2 separate regions of the Homo sapiens genome follow, and region 2 is linked to region 1. Evidence: chromatin loops called from intact Hi-C (ENCODE). Cell type or tissue: PC-3. All regions are shown on one strand. Links, peaks and the distances in the headings refer to the core of each region. The heading gives the core; the rest is flanking DNA.

The links. Hi-C counts contacts between places; a loop is a spot of excess contacts. Peaks named below come from ENCODE experiments on the same cell type or tissue, not always from the same donor. Only the 100,000 strongest peaks of a DNase experiment are listed, where the experiment ranks them.
Region 2: a loop joins it to region 1, with 3 times the contacts of the local background. A loop is called at or near these places in 2 of 110 quality-filtered maps.

Annotation. Positions count from the first base shown.
Region 1 is chr3:79,995,735-80,004,082 of GRCh38, forward strand. No RefSeq gene overlaps it. Among named protein-coding and RNA genes, the nearest start is that of ROBO1, 230 kb to the left of the region's middle. In PC-3, for the core only: no CTCF peak of the experiment used is centred there; a DNase peak (open chromatin) is centred at 4,507; H3K4me3 peaks cover 335 bases; H3K27ac peaks cover 2,041 bases.
Region 2 is chr3:79,517,036-79,525,383 of GRCh38, forward strand. The region is part of intron 2 of ROBO1 (roundabout guidance receptor 1); the gene reads right to left. Among named protein-coding and RNA genes, the nearest start is that of MIR3923, 13 kb to the left of the region's middle. In PC-3, for the core only: CTCF peaks have their summits at 963 (motif pointing left), 1,165, 4,383 (motif pointing right) and 4,585; a DNase peak (open chromatin) is centred at 4,396; H3K4me3 peaks cover 297 bases.

The DNA of each region.
Region 1 (8,348 bases), core at 159-8,158:
GGATTCCCTAGAGAGCAGAACCTGAAGTAGAGTTTAGCATGCATGATATTTATTACAGTATCTCTGAGATCAATACCTATAAAAGGGTGGTAAAGGAAACTGACTTGAGGAGAAGGACTGAAGATTCACTGACCAATTTAGTCAAGCATGAAGGAAGTTCTAAAGCAACAATGGACTCCCATAGTTGTTTCTCACTGAATTGAAATGATCAGGCTCTTAAACTCCTGCATTGATCAGACTTTGGGTGTGAACTGCCTAGTGAAGGGATGAATCATAGGACAAGGAGCTGTTGCCTTTGAGACAATCTTTCCGGAGACTGACAGCACTTTCATCAGTTGAGGCAACAGATCTAACCGTGAAGAGTAATATGAGCAGCACATCAGAATGTCTGTTACATATGTACCACATATGCCTCAGTCATATCTACTCCAATCAAAAACTCTAATTAAAAATTCTATCCCTTTGAAATCTCCCAATGCTTACAGTAGGAAGTCTCATAATTTTAGAAGTTTATTGAAGCCAGTTCAGAAAGGTCTTCAATTGATCTTGATTTTAAATTGATGCAAATATTGGTTTTCTCATTAATATTTACTTTCAGTAATTGTTTTACATGAACTATTTGATTATTATCCTCACGGTTCATAGTAATGCACATTTGCTTTGACTTCCTTTTGTTTATACTTTGGCAGCACTAAACTTGTTTTGTGTTTGTTTTTCTTGTTTGGTTTTTGTTTTTTATTAACTAAGTGATATATGACAACATGTTTGGGACCACTAATTTTCAAAAGAATTCTAGCACCCTCAGAGCAAATATATTGAAGAGGGGGAAAAAAAAAACTTGGGTCATCATTTTTTATACTGTTTTCACAAGAATCTGGATGTTTTTCTACAGTAAGGGTGAAAAAATTATGTTGAATTTAAATTTTAGTTAGCACCACAGACAAATGCTGGTCCTTTTTTTTTTCTTTTTTAACCAAAGCAGAAAGGTGGGAGTTCTCTTTTTCATTTAAACTCTTGGTTAGAATTATGTCAGAAATTTTAAAACTATAAAAGTGAATGTTTTTGATTTGTTTTTGTTATTGCTGTGGTCCTTAAAATGACAATATATTATTATTCCAAAAAGGACACAATAGCTTTCCTTCCATTGTTTTCTCCTCAGAGAATATAGATATATTTTAATCAACAGAAAAAAATGCCTATGCTATTTAAAAATCTAATCAAATTATTGAAAATATTTTATTTCTACCTTTAAATATTAAGTTATAAAAGCAAAATCTATATGAATGCACTTTTAATATATTTATAACCACAGTAAACTTGCTGTTGAAATACAGTGTCTCTTAGACTCTCTGGCTGATTTCTTGAGAAAAATGACTTATTTGTAATCTGGAGTTTCTAATAAAAATCATTTACAATGTATCTGATCATTAATGAATTTAGTAGAGTTTTGCAAAAGTAAATGTTTCTAGATTCTTGATTGAGCTGAGATGGAAATCTAGGATTCATATTACTTTTTTCTTCAAATTCTCACTGTTTACAAATATCTTTTGGGGTTAGTTGCATTTCTCACACACCATTTCTTTTAGAATTCCTTTGAGATTTCCTTAAAAAATGCTTAGTTTTTTTCTGAACATAGAAACATCATTCTAGTGTAGAAAAGCTAGAAAACAAATTTAGCTAAGAAACAAATCTAACTTTATCTACAAAATAAAAGAATGTCATAATGTCCTGGGTTTCAACATATCAAATCCTTGCTTTTTTCTGTAGGCATTGCGTAGTGTAGCATTTCTCGCACATTTAAAGAATTGCTATTCCTGTCGGACAGTGATGTTTATAAATTATTAAAAGTGAAAAAGTGAAGTTTGTTAATTATTTGATTCTTCTATAATTTGTCTGTGTCAGTGCAGTCACTCGTCATTATTGTTACATTTATAGTGCATTCCTTGCTTTTTCTGCTTTTCAGTGAATATTGGAATCTTCAATATAAGAATGCACTTAAACTAACACAAAATTAAGGAGAAATCTCTTAGCCTGAATAATATAATTTTAACAAATAATGAAAGAAAAATTACTGGAGGAAGAGACATTTATTTATAGTGCTTTGGTATCCTGTGACGATAAACCAAGTTGAGGAGATTAAAAACATAATTAGGCAAAGACTTTTCATCTTATCACTCAATATTATTCTTAGTTAAGAGTTAGTGTGTTATTAATATTGTGTCTGAGAAAACTTGCTTCACTGGAATTTCAGGATTTGTTTCGAGTGCTGACATTAGGCAAAAATTGAAAAATGAAACAATTTGGGGAGGTTGATTTTAATTTTAAAAATTAAATCAAATTTAATTTGGGTGTATATATTTCAATGAATTATGAATTGTAGGCTGTGGTGTTCTTTAAATGAGGGGTCAGTAAAGGACCTAGATGTTGATTATTGTCAACTAAACTGACAGTATTAATTTTAAAATCCATGAAAGTTCCATGGAACTTGCAAATTGCTTGAGAAATACATATTGTTTTATTGTTATGGAAGTAAAAATAAAATTTCTAAATATGAGTTTAAAGTTTAATGAACTTTAAAGTTATATATACCTTTTGAGATGATATTGTCTCTGTCTAATAAGCTGAAAAAGATTATAATTCTTAGAGGGTTTGGATTTTGTCTTCTAATACATTATTTACATCTTTTATGCATGCTTATTTATGACTAATAAGTATGTTTTCCACATAAGAACATATTTAAAGGAAATGATATTTTTCATTCAAATATAAAATAAGATAAAGTATTAACTACAAAATCTTTCCATTGTACAGAAGGCGATAATCAAAGTCTTTCAAGACAGAGAGAAAGTATCTGATTTTTACAACAACCTCTTATACCTGTATTCTAAGACTAGAACTACAAGTTATGGAAACAGTAGTTTACTAGGTCTGCTGTGTCTATTTGTTATATAATTCAAAGTACAGAAAGATTGAACTGGCTTTATATATTGCTTTTTAAAGTTAAGAATGATATCTTTTTAGTTTGTTTGCATCTCTGATTTGACTGATTCATTGAACAACAATTGTTAAAGACCATGACAGAGAGGATACTGTGCTAATTCTGGAGAAGAATTCCAAAATGACTTCGACATAGAGCATGGATTCAAAGGGCTTGATGTTTATATGCTAGCTTGAACACGATTAAGTTTGTAACTTAATTCTTTAGTACTAAAAGAGTCAGAGTAAATTCAAATTATAATAATAACTTCTCTATGATGCTAAGTATATGTTCAAAGCTTTGAATGGTGGCCCAAATGGCTATAGTTTATATTTTCTATAATTAATGGTATTCTAAGTAATAATGTTCAATTAGAATCAACTGTTACACAGTTGTTGGAGAAGCATTTCTTCAGTCTGTAAATATTTTGCAGAAAATTTATTTATTCAGGTGATGCATTCATTTCCTAAAACTGCTGTAATGAAGAATCATAAACTGGGTGGATTAAAGTGCATAAATTTATTGTTTCACAGTTCTGGAGGCTAGCAGTCCAGAGTCAGGTTATCAGCAGGATTTGTTCCTTCTTAGGGCTGTATTATTCCTCCCTTGTAGCTTCTTATCATTGGCGGGCAATCTTTGGCATCCCTTCTCTTGTAGAGGCATCACTCCAATGCCTGCTATCATTTTCACATAACATTCTCTCTGTGCCTCTTCACATACTGTTCCCTCTCTGCTTTTCTAATTCTGTGCAAATTTTCTCTTTTATAAGGATATCAGTTATATTGGCTTAGGGCCCACCCTATACTTGATTACCTCTGTAAAAATCCTATTTCCAAATAAGGTCACATTTTGAGGGACTGGGATTTAGGACTGCAACATTTCTTTTTAGGAGGACACAATTCAATTCACAACAGATAAATAGGGATTATTCAAAACTACAGCTACATTGGCAGCTCCAAAATTCAAATAGAAAATTAAATCAAGTTGTTCTCTTTACCTACAAGTCACATTTGCTATGGCATTTTTAAACTCACAGAAAACTGTAAGTTGTATGTATTTTAATAAATACATTTTCCTATTATTGAAAAATTTCTAACTTGTTTAACTCTTAGGTTTTTTGCACAGTTGGTTTTTCTAATTATGCATTACAACCCAAGTAATTTTAAAATGTATGTGTGTTTCATCTTCCCCAGTCTATGTCTATATTAATTTTAAAGAGCTTATCACCCCAATAACATTGGATATAAAAAGAAATAAAGATACATATATCTTCTTGGAGTCTATGTCTTTACTTTTTATGATGTTGTATTTTATCAGCCTCTTCTTAATCTTCTAATATCCAAACACATATATTTTTCTAGCGTATGATTTTTAAATTTAATATAGGTGGTTTTATGTTTTATAAGCCAGTGGTTCACAGTTTTGGTTATACTTGGAGAAAAGGAAATGCTGAGAGACTTGGTCAAAAGTCTTTTATTAACAAATAGTTAGATCACTATCAGGAAGTAAATAGCCCTCGGTAAGTTGTACTATTAGTTTTATGAGTCATTTTTTTTTTTCCGGATAGCTTGTGGTAATTTGACAAATGACTTTTAGAATAATTTTGTCACTCAAGAGGCTTTAGACCTTCAGACGAAAAATCAATGTGACTATTCTGTTTCAAAAAATAACTTTTTCATAAATGCATAATGTACGTAAGAAAAATATAGCTTTTATGTGAATTATTTAATTAATAGTTTCAGTTTTCCTCTGGCAGAATGGCTATGGGGGATAGACTCTTTTTTTTTTGTTTGTTGGTTTTTTTGAGACAGGATCTCACTCTCTCGCCTAGACTGGGGTGCAATGGCCCCATCTCAGCTCACTGCAACATCCGCCTCCCAGGTTCAAGTGATTCTCCTGCCTCAGCCTCCCGAATAGCTGGGATTGCAGGCGTGCACCGCTACTGCCGGCTAATTTTTGTATTTTTAGTAGAGACGGGGTTTCACCATGTTGGGATAGACTCATGCAGCATGTCAAATCCTCTTTGTTTCACTTTAGGAATATCATCTAGCTCTTTGAATTTCATAACTCATCTCTTTATCAATATCACCTATATCAGTTCAAAATTGAATCATCTCTTATCAAAATCACTTCTATGTTTTTCTAAATGGGCTAAACAAAAAATCTCGAAAACACGCTCAAAAAGTATTTCTCATTGAAACTAGATTTTTAAAAAATACAAACTTGATAGTATTACCCATCTACTTAAATATTATCAATACATTTCTATTACTATGAATATAAAAATGGGCTCCATAATATGGCAGACAAGGGCCTCCATGTCCACAATCCATGCTAGCAAAGTTTTGAAGATGTTGCAGTTCTTTTTTTTGTATTTCCTCCCTTCCCAGGTTAAACCTCTGGTGCCTCTGATTTTCATGCCCCACCCATTTTTATTTTTATTTTTCAAAGCATTTATTAGAAAACACTCCATTTTGTTCAAGCTTTCTCTTTCAACTCTTTGGTCAAATTTGAAATGTCAAAAAATTAATAATAATATTTTGATTTTCACGTACTATGTGTATTTTCAAAAGTGTCTATAGGGCAATGGCATTACTTAGGTAAAAATGACAAATTCTTATTTTAGAATTACACATTCTGGCACATACCAGTGATAAAGATTTGTTGGGTTTATGAGATTATCTGTGTAAACAGGAACACTTGAAATGTTTGCAATTGTCTACTGTCATATGAAGTTTCTTATATTTAAATAGTACAGCAAATGCATAAAAAATATGTTTTGACATGATGACACACTCAATAGCAGCAAAAGATTATAGACCAAAATTCTTGTCAAAAATTCAAATATTTGATGTCAAAAAATATTTTAAAAATAAACACTGAATATCACTCAGTTGAAAATTAAATTCAATTTCATTTTCCTATTTATAAACTTAATAGCAGTCTTCTTTATGTTGACATTTTAATTTATAACATTAATTTTAAAAATTTTACTGACTATCCGATAAAAATGAGATGATCCTATTCCAGATATAATACATATAAATCAACTTAAAAATAAAAAAATCAGAATAAAGTTTTATAAACGAATGCAGGGTTATGGTTTTATGTTCATAAAACTAATATATGCATAAGTAAATAGACTTCTAGTTTTAATAAATTTTAGAAAACTCTTCCCAAAAGGCAATGAATGAATTCTTTTCAGTTTTTCATCAAGTCAGAAAGAAGATTTCACAGAATGATGAACACAGAAGGTTTTTTCCGGATTCCCTCCAGTGCTGTGTACATCATTGGCCTTTAAAAAAAATAAATTGAAGGGTGGATATATATCAGAGCCTAAAATTAGGACATCAACATTCTAGTCTTCATTTTATCACTAATAATTTCTTTTACTCACTTAACTTCTTCCAAGGAAAGATGAGGTGTTTAGGAAGAACAGGAACATCTGTGAGAATTGAAAGCTTCAGAATGTTATCGCTTGTATAAAGTTGGCACTATGGTTTGGATATTTGCCCCCTCCCAAACTCATGTTGAAATTTAATTACTATTTTAACACTATCAAAAGAAAGACTCTTTAAAAGGTGATTAGACCTAGGCTGGGTGTGGGGGTGGCTCACACCTGTAATCCCGGCACTTTGGTAGTCTGAGGCAGGCAGAATGCTAGAGATCAGGAGTTCGAGACTAGCCTGGCCAACCTGTTGAAACCCTGTCTCTACTAAAAATAAAAAAGTAGTCAGGCATGGTGGCAGGCACCTGTAATCCCAGCTACTGGGAAGGCTGAGGCAGGAGAATCACTTGAACCCTGGAGGTAGAAACTGCTGAGGTGATGCCACTGTGAGCATGGTGGCTCACACCTGTAATCCCAGCAGTTTGGGAGGCTGAGGCAGGTGGATCACCTGAGGTCAGGAGTTAGAGACAAGCCTGGACAACAGGGTGAAACCCTGTCTCTACTAAAAATACAAAAATTAGCCGGGTATGGTGGTGGGCGCCTGTAATGTCAAGATTGCGCCACTGCACTCCATGCACTCCAGCCTAGGTGACAAGAGCGAGGCTCAGTCTCAAAGGAAAAAAAAAAGAAAGAAAAAGTGATTAGATCATGAGGGCTCCAACATTAAGGGTGGAATTGGTGCTGTCACAAAAGGACAAATTGAGTTTGTCCCCCTTTTGCTGTCTCTCACATTCCACCATGTCATGATGTAGCAAAGAATGCACTCTCCAGAGGCTAGCACTTTGCTGTTGAACTTCCCGGCCTCCAGAGCTGGGAGCCGTAAATTTCTGCTTGTTATAAATTACTCAGTATTTTGTTACAGCAGCACAGAACAGACAAAGATGGTTACATGGGAGTATCGGGTTGATTTGCTAAAAGGGGGGCCGAAGGCTGAATTACATGCTAAACCAAGGACTGGGATATTTTATCCTGTAGGCTGATGGTACTCAAACTTTGCTCTACCTAAGTATAAACTAAAATTTATTTAGAAAAAAGACATTCTCAGATCCTGATTCTTCCTTTGAGATTGTTATTCAGTAAATCTGAGATAAAGGTGAGGAATCAATTGTTTTCAGGTGATCCTGATAATAAAGTTTGCTTTGAAAAACACTACTCATGGCCATGAGTAGTTAATACTTAATGTTTTAAAAATTAGGGTATGAAATTAGATTTATCTATTGGCCTTTAAGGCTAGGATTAATGTATTTCAGCATGTGTATGTATAAGAGTTGTTACATTAATTTTTATTAAAAATTGTGTTTAAGTATGGAAATATTGTATTCATAGTACACTGCTGAGAAAATATATTAAATCTATGCCCAAGTATACACATAAATATTCATTGTCTTAATGATACATGACTTATTAGTGACATTAAATATAAAAACTTTTGTGCCATTGGTATTGTGTCAAAACCTGTCAAAGGAATATGAGTTTTTAATAGAGTGCCATTTTATATAATGTCTTCTATCCAAAGCATTTACATTTATAATTGGAATATAAATGTTCATAAAAACTGAAATATTCATAAGGCTAAGAAAAACTTTTATGAAGAACAGAATTTTGATAGATGCTTCTGTAAAAATGAATTGTCTGCATTTAAAAGTGACAAGCTTTATAACTGTCCATAATGGTGATCTCTTACTAGCTATAAAGCAGTTAGCAATATATAAAATTTTAATGCTAAAAAGATTCATCACACTTTATTGCATTCTAGAAAGCTACAGTGCCCATAATTATTTTTATTCATATATTTTCCATCTTTGTATTTTTATTCTATATAGAATTAATTCCTATATTTAAAATATTCATTAAACAATTAGTCCTGAGGTTTTTCCTCCTTTTAACAAAAAGTAAATCTCAAAACATGATTTCTATCAGTTT
Region 2 (8,348 bases), core at 203-8,202, 480 kb before region 1:
ACCCTCTCTTTTTACCATACCATAAGACTCTTTCTGTTGAATTCTTTCCCTTAGTGTAAAAATCATGCGCAGTCATTCCTCACCTTAAACAAAAGAAAATATTTTCCTAACCTCCTTTCGATTACTGGTTATCACTCGTTCTCATTTTTATTGACTTCCTCACATCCTGTCACTCCTGGGTTCATTTCAATTTGACTAGTACTCCATTATGCCATAGTTAATGCTTCAAGTTACCAATAACTGAATTTCCAGCGAGTGCTTCTTGTCTGTATCTAACTTGATCTTTCTGGAACAGTCGACACTGACCATCACTCTCTCCCTGCAGAAATTTCCTTGCCGGTGGCCTTTGGGTGTGAGGAGAACTTATTTTTCCTTATTGTTCTCTAAACTCTTGGCTGGCTCTGCATCAATCTCTCTGCTAGGCTCCTTTCAGCCTATTAACCTTTAAATATTAGTAGGTCCTAGGATTTATTCTTGATTCTTTTCTTATTTTAACATTCTTTCTGGTCCACCTCCTTCATATCTGTGACTTTCAAAGTACTAATGTAATAGCACTAAATGGCTCCTAAATCTTTATCTGCAGCCCAGATCATCTTTGTTTACCCTCTGTTCTGGGTATAAGTAACATATAAAGAGAGAGGCAAGAGACTGAAAATATTCTTTTAGAATGTTCTTGTATGGCCCAAGGTAGCTAATTATAGGTGACACTTATTGAATACTTGCTGTGTGGCAGGGGCTAAAGTAATAGTTGTAGACATTTTATTACTCTACTATGAAATAAACTCTGTGGCAGTCTCATTCAAACCTTCAATTGCTGATGGATTAATGAGGGAACAATGATTGAATGAATGAATATGTGGTATTCCAAGAAATAATCATTTAATCCCTTTCAGGAAAAAATCTGGTATTATACTGACATTTTCCAGGGTGTTAGGGTTTATTGACCACGTTGGCTTGGAGAGCCATCTGGTGGTAAGAGAGCGGAAGGAATGTGTGAAGAATCCTGGAGCTTGCATTGCTGTCTGAGTGGCCTTCTAATTTACCTACAATGATTAGGGTCAGAATGATTAGGAGCTGACTAGATTTCATATAAGGTTCTACTCTTACAACCTATTTGGTTTTGAATGTACATTTCTACAAAAGTATGCTAATTTTCCTATAAGTGTATTTAGTTTATCAATAAACTAATACTCAGATATTCTGTCTCTGAGTAGATACTCAGATTTGGGAGAAAAAAATGCATAGGGTAAGGCATGTTAAGAAGAAGAAGGAGAAGGAGGAAAGGAAGGGGAAGGGAAGAAGACAAATATGATGGCCAAGCTTATCTACAACAGGAAATAGAGATGCAATGGCACATGCTGCTCCTACCAGCCTCCCTCCCTCCGTGCTTCTTTTCTTTCCCCTTCTTTCAGTTCTCTCAGGTAGTTTTAGAGTTGCTACTTCCTAAAAGGTCTAGTTTCTCAGTATATATGTGAGCAATAGCTTTAGAATTGTCCGTGAAACAACAGTAAGTTAGAAGACCTAGGAGGATTGCTTTTCAGAATTATGAATGGGGAGAAGGAGTGATAACAGAACATAAACGAAAATGTAAAGCTTTTTCTATATTATGCATAGATAATAAACATTCTCCAAATCTTTTATTATTATTATTATTATTATTTTTAGATGGAATTTTGCTCTTGTTGCCCAGGCTGGAGTGCAATGGTGCGATCTCGGCTCACTGCCTCCCGGGTTCAAGCAATTCTCCTGCCTCAGACTCCCAAGTAGCTGGGATTACAGGTGTATGTCACCACGTCTGGCTAATTCTGTATTTTTTTTTTTTTTAGTAGAGACGGGGTTTCACCATATTGGCCAAGCTGGTCTCGAACTACTGACCTCAAGTGATCCACCCGCCTCAGCCTCCCAAAGTCCTGGGATTACAGGTGTGAGCCATCACGCCTGGCCAAATGGTCTCCAAATCTTGCTGTTTCTTAACAGCATGCATTTGTCATTCATTTTACATGGTGGCCAGTTATTAATAGCTGTTAATCTGCTTTCTTCCTGAATGCTTCTCGTTCCAGAACCCAGGCTGAAGAGAAAGCCCCAATGTCTCCTCAGCCTGGATTCTGGAATGAGCTCCAAGAGCAAGAAGCATGCTATTCTTGTGGTAGAGGGAAGAGATGATAAGATCTTTAAGAAACTCTCAATGGCGCTGAAAATTTCAGCTCAGAACCCATATTGATCTTTTTCTTTCATCTTTTACTGGTCAAAGCATGTCACGTGGCCAAACCTGATATTGATGGAGACAGAAATAGTTCTCACTATAAGAAGTGTGGCCGGGCCTGGTGGCTCACGCCTGTAATCCCAACACTTTGGGAGGCCGAAACGGGTGGATCACGAGGTCAGGAGATCGAGAGCATCCTGGCCAACATGGAGAAACCCCATCTCTACTAAAATACAAAAAATTAGCCGGGCGTGGTGGCGGGCGCCTGTAGTCTCAGCTATTCGAGAGGCTGAGGCAGGAGAATGGCGTGAACCTGGGAGACAGAGGTTGCAGTGAGCCAAGATCATGCCACTGCACTCCAGCCTGGGTGACAGAGCCAGACTCCTGCTCAAAAAAAAAAAAAAAAAAAAAGAAAAGAAAAAAGAAATGTATGCTAAGTATAATATAATATGTTGTCCCAGCCAGGAGAAGGTTGAGAGTGAAAGTGTTTTTAAATAATTAAGCCAGAATAGTGGGTCTGATGTCTTCGCAAAATTAGATGCATTATCACTTTCTTACAATCCTCCTCTAGGCAAAGGTAGGCAAGTACTTGAGAAGAATAATTAAATTGATCTTAAACTTCAATTAAGAGACCTTGCAGCTGGGCACCGTGGCTCACATCTGTAATCCCAGTACTTTGGGATACTGAGACAGGAATATTGCTTGAGCCTGGGAGTTTGAGACTATTCTGGGCAATAGGAAAAGCCCCGCTGTGTAGAAAAAATTTTAAAAAAGAAAAAATCAGTTAGGAGTGGTGGCACAAGCCTGTAGTCTCAGCTACTTAGAAGGTAGGAGGATTGCTTGAGCCCAGGGGGTCGAGGCTGCAGTGAGCCCTGTTTGCACCACTGCACTGCAGCCTGGGTGACTGCAAGATTCTATCAAAAAAAAAAAAAAAAGAGAGAGAGAGAGTCTTTGTGTACCCCCAGGATGCATGCACATATGCCGAAGAAAGCAAAGTAAAACAGGCAGAAGGAAAACTAGATCGGGTGTCAGGAAGTTAGCTATTAACCTTAGGCTGTGAGATCTCTTCTAAAACACAAGTGAAGACAAATGATAAGAAATTAAGAGTAGTTCAATTCAATGATGTCCCTCATCTCAGAATGGTAAGAAAAAGGAGAGTCTAGAGTACAAATTTTCTGGCCTCAGTAGTTGACTGGTAAGCTCTGGGTCTTAAGGCATTAATGAGTATAGAACTCAGGAGATAATATGATATCCAGATTTGTTCCTTCAGCCATGGCAAATGTTTAATATTTAACACAAAGTGTTATTCAGTTATATTTCCATATGGGGAAAATTGGAGTAGTTTATGAATAAGACATATTGTGAAATTAAGATAAAGATAGAGAAACTCATATCTTATGAGACAGCTTTTTAAAAATTAGGAATGCAAACTATAACAGAGATTACACGGATGATATAAAAGTGGAATAGTAGCAAGAACTACCTGAGGGAAAAGAATTGGGGAAGTTAATTGATATTTGTATCCAACATATGATAATGAAACTAATGTCTCTTGGTTCAAAAATAGTTTTGAAACACTAACCTAGAAGCAAACCAGAGCCAAAAAAAAAAACACTTTTATTTATGAGAAAAATACTTTGAGTGAGAGATTAAAATCAATTTTTAAAAGAAATTTAAAGTATAGGACAAAACACTTGAATCAATGTAGAGACAGACAATATTTAGTGAAATTATCTAGACCACAACTCAGTGTTAAAGAGAAAATATGCATTTTAGATAGTCTGTAGACATTAGCTACTTTCATTGAATAATCTTTGAGACCCCATTCAAAGTGCAAGCCTACAGATGGTGGCTGGAACCCCTTGTGAAAGCAATCATCTCCTCTCCCCACAATTGCTCCTTTTCTGATTGGAGTGCTTAATTATACTGGTTTCCTGTCTTTAAATGTGTTCCAGGACTATAAAGATTATTTTTTCCCCATCACTTGCTTTTAACTGAAGTCAAGCAATTCAAAGAAAGCATCATCTTGCCTTAAATGTCTGACTATTTATCAAGAAAATATATACACAACTCCAATTTTCTTAGGGGTTCCTGTTTAGGAAACACAGGGATTAATTTCCTTGAGGTAGAGAATACACACTTGTTACATTATTGGTGTGATGGAAATTTGTGTTTTAACCACAAGGTGGCAGAATAAGCTAGGAGTTTCGTGCGCCCCTTCAAAAATCACTGGTTACTTCCGACATCGATCTAATTCAGATGAAAAATGCTATAATAGGTGTGTCTTCGTTAGCCTATATGCATGTGTAAGACAAGTGACTACATAAGTAACACTATCGAAAAAAGGTTAAAATGACTGAAGCCTCTTTCCTACCCTCAAGACAAATCCCACACAAAAGGTATTCTGAAGTTGATTTGTAGTGAATACTTATTTAGCTTCAAATAAACACTTTTAGCAGATGTTTTGAAAATGAAGTGGCCATATTTGTCACCACCCCCCACCCACACACACACTTCCTGCATTGTGAACCCCGAGACTTGTCCCATCCACGGTCTGCTCCTGAGATTAAGGGGAAGATGTGTGGGGAAGCACCTGGATGCTGGTTCCAGGATGCTACCTTGAATGTGCCTTGGATATCTGTGTCAGTAGAGAGAGGTGATGACCTTTCCCTCTTCTTCTATCCAACATTACATGGTTGGTTTACATAGATAGGTAAAATATATGCTTAACTGTATGCTATAATCCAAAGGAAGTAGGATTGTCATGTTAAGACAATTATTATGACTGTCAATATGGTCAAATATATGAAGTTAATAACAACAAAACAGATTCAGTATGTCATCTATTAGTATTATAATTTAGTGTATCTGTGGCTGTGCAACTCCAAAGAAATCATATTTGATAATTGTTTTGGTATAATAAATTCTGTATTTTAATAACTTACTGGTAATTGTATTGCTACAATGGAACCCAAACTTCTGAGGATTGCCTTCAAGACCCTTTGCTATCTGTTGTTTTTCTGCAATAGTCCCCTATTATTATCTAAACAGACCATGGTCTTTTATACCACTGTCTTTCCCAAGACTGTTACTTTTTTTTTTTTTTTTGGAATGTGCTCTCTGCCTCTGTTCCTGCAACTGGCAAGCTTCTATTTTTCTTTCAAGAAGTGATTGAGAGACCACCTCTCTGAAATCTATTCTTCTGAATTCTGCCTTGAAAGCAGAAGTAATCATCGCCTTGTCTGAAATCCTGGAGTCATCATTCCTGTATTCATCACTTTGATCACTGATTTCCACTTGCTTTTGTGCATTTCCATCCACCCAAGGAGAGGAACCTCATTTCATTACTTTTGTATCCTTGATACCTACTGGGGAGCTTTAAATGGAAAGGGAACTTAATAAACCCCTTTTGGAAGGAGGAAATAACACCAATAGATTCCTACGGTGCATATAGTAATGTATCGATACGTCATTATTTCTGTTTAAAGATAGCATTTATATTCAAAGATGATCGTGGTTTTAGAGTTTAAATTTAACTGATATATTTTATATTAAATTCAGAAAAAACTTCAAGTTATGTTTAATTGTAGAGCACGAACTATGTGACTATCAGTATTCAACTCCACTCATTGTCTGGGAGGTCATACCTATAAAAGGATTCAGCCTTGTAAAATTGGAACCTAAATAACATGTTTTTGAGGACTATTTCTCTTAAGGTAATTCCTTAATATTTGAATTAGACAAAGCATTTATGAAGTGCATGTTAAAGGTCTGTGTCAAGTGTGCTTTACAATCAGATGACAGTTATAATTATCTAATAAACAACAAGCTGATCTAGTTGTTTTAAAAACAAATTATCTGATCAGTATTGATGGGCTTAAAACAATAGAATCAGTTCCACCATTGTAAGAGGCTTCATAAACCACACACACACACACACACACACACACACACACAAATTAGTACATAGTGATACAGTTACACAATTCTCAATCCTTTAGTTAAAGAAACTACAACAGCATGCATATACTAAGATATCTATGTGAGGTAATGTATTTGTTAATTGGCTAGACTTAATCATTCCACATGCATATATACTTCAAAATAACAGGTTCTACATGATAAATATACACAATTTTATGCGTCAATTTTAACAAATAAATTTGAAAAAAAAATTGTTCACCAAAAAAGCCCACAAAAAATAGACTTTGCATTTTTCTTTCTTTTTTTTTTCTTTTTTTTTTTTTTTTTGAGAAGGAGTTTTGCTCTTGTTGTCCAGGCTTGAGTGCAGTGGCACACTCTCAGCTTACTGCAACCTCCGCCTCCTGGATTCAAGCTATTCTTCTGCCTCAGCCTCCCAAGTAGCTGGGATTACAGGCGCCCGCCACCACACCCAGCTAATTTTTTCTATTTTTAGTAGAGACGGGGTTTCACCATGTTGGTCAGGCTGGTCTTCAACTCCTGACTTCAGATGATCCACTCGCCTTGGCCTCCCAAAGTGCTGGGATTACAGGCATGAGCCACTGCGCTCGGCCTAGACTTTGCATTTTTCATGCAAAATGCATCTAAAAGAGAGACTACCAAGAAAATGATAGAACACTGATTTTGTGCAAACAGAAAATTATTCAGTATTGTTTCAGAATTATGTAGTAGACATGACTGCCCAGAAGAATTATGATTTTCATAAGCTTATGACTGTATTTATGGATATGTGGTGTGCTTATTTTAGATTTTGGGGGTGGAATTTATCATTATGAGAAAGTAATCTACCTCATGAACGGCATCAACTACTTGCATGAAAAAACATTTTGATGTTATGAAGGAAGATATACCTAAAGACGCATAATGGGATAGGAGTTTGGGACCAGCATAAAGAGTCTTCGTTAGAGAAAGTTCAAATGCTCCCACTATTCTCCTTCATTTGAAGTAAGTGTGTGTGTGTGTGTGTGACAGAGACAGAGACAGAGAGAACCCACTATTTAGAAATTTTTAATAATATAAATAAAATTATAATCATTAAATTTGAACTGTAAACATCATAGAATTTTAAAATTCCATTTAGACAGCATAGCATAAAATTTAATACTGTAAATATATAAAAATCTAAACCATCTCAAATGAGCCTTTCTTTAATTTTTGGTAAGCCTTAGATTAAGCATACCTAGAAAGAGTTAGTGATAGTTTCTACTTGAATCAGATAAAATACTATCATAAAATTGAAAAATCTGAATTTTTATATATGTATGTGCATATGTCTACAATTTGTTAAAGGTTAATTCTTTTCTATATTATACTTGATAAACATAATTATTCAAGTAACAATTCCAAGGGGCTTTCAGATTTTTAAAGCTAAGTATTGCATTTGTCTAAACAACTCCAAACTTATATTAACTGTGAAACAAAGAGAAGAAACTGGATTCTAAAGTAAACCATATTTAAATGAATTGATCAATGTATGTTTGTTTGTATCTCCCATGCCAGACTTGAATGGTCTTCAAAAACAGAGAAAATGACGTTCATATTGTATCATAATGCTTGATCATAAAGGTTGTATATTTCTAATTTTAATTGAATTGAAACAAAATTTGTTCCTCCAATGACAACAAGTTAGAAAGCTTTATTATTTCTCTGGTCCTAGAAATAAAATAGTTGAAAATTATATGTGTGTGTGTGTTTTTGTATACATATAAATATATACATAGACATACATATACATATATATAGAGAGAGAAACAGAGAGCCACAAAGACTAAGAGAAAAAGAGAAGTTTCAGACATATCTATTAAATACTTGGAAACCTGTCATAAAAATTCTCAAACTTGGAACAGTATACTTTCTTATGTTATATTCTCCCTTCCATTCCAATTTCTTTAATGAAAAAGATCCACATTATCACATTATTCTGTTTATCAAACAAAAAAATTGGAGAAAGCTATAATAAATGTAGAAATAGTTTATTAAAATGTCTACTAGAATAAGGTTATGGTTAATTTTTTAGTCTTATTACACTATATGTATAATGTCTGTATAATTACATATATATTTAATTATGTAATACATATATCTAATATATGTAAAATGGTTCTAATAAAATATTAAAATAATTTTTAAAACACTCATTGTACTGATTGTTATTGAAAATATT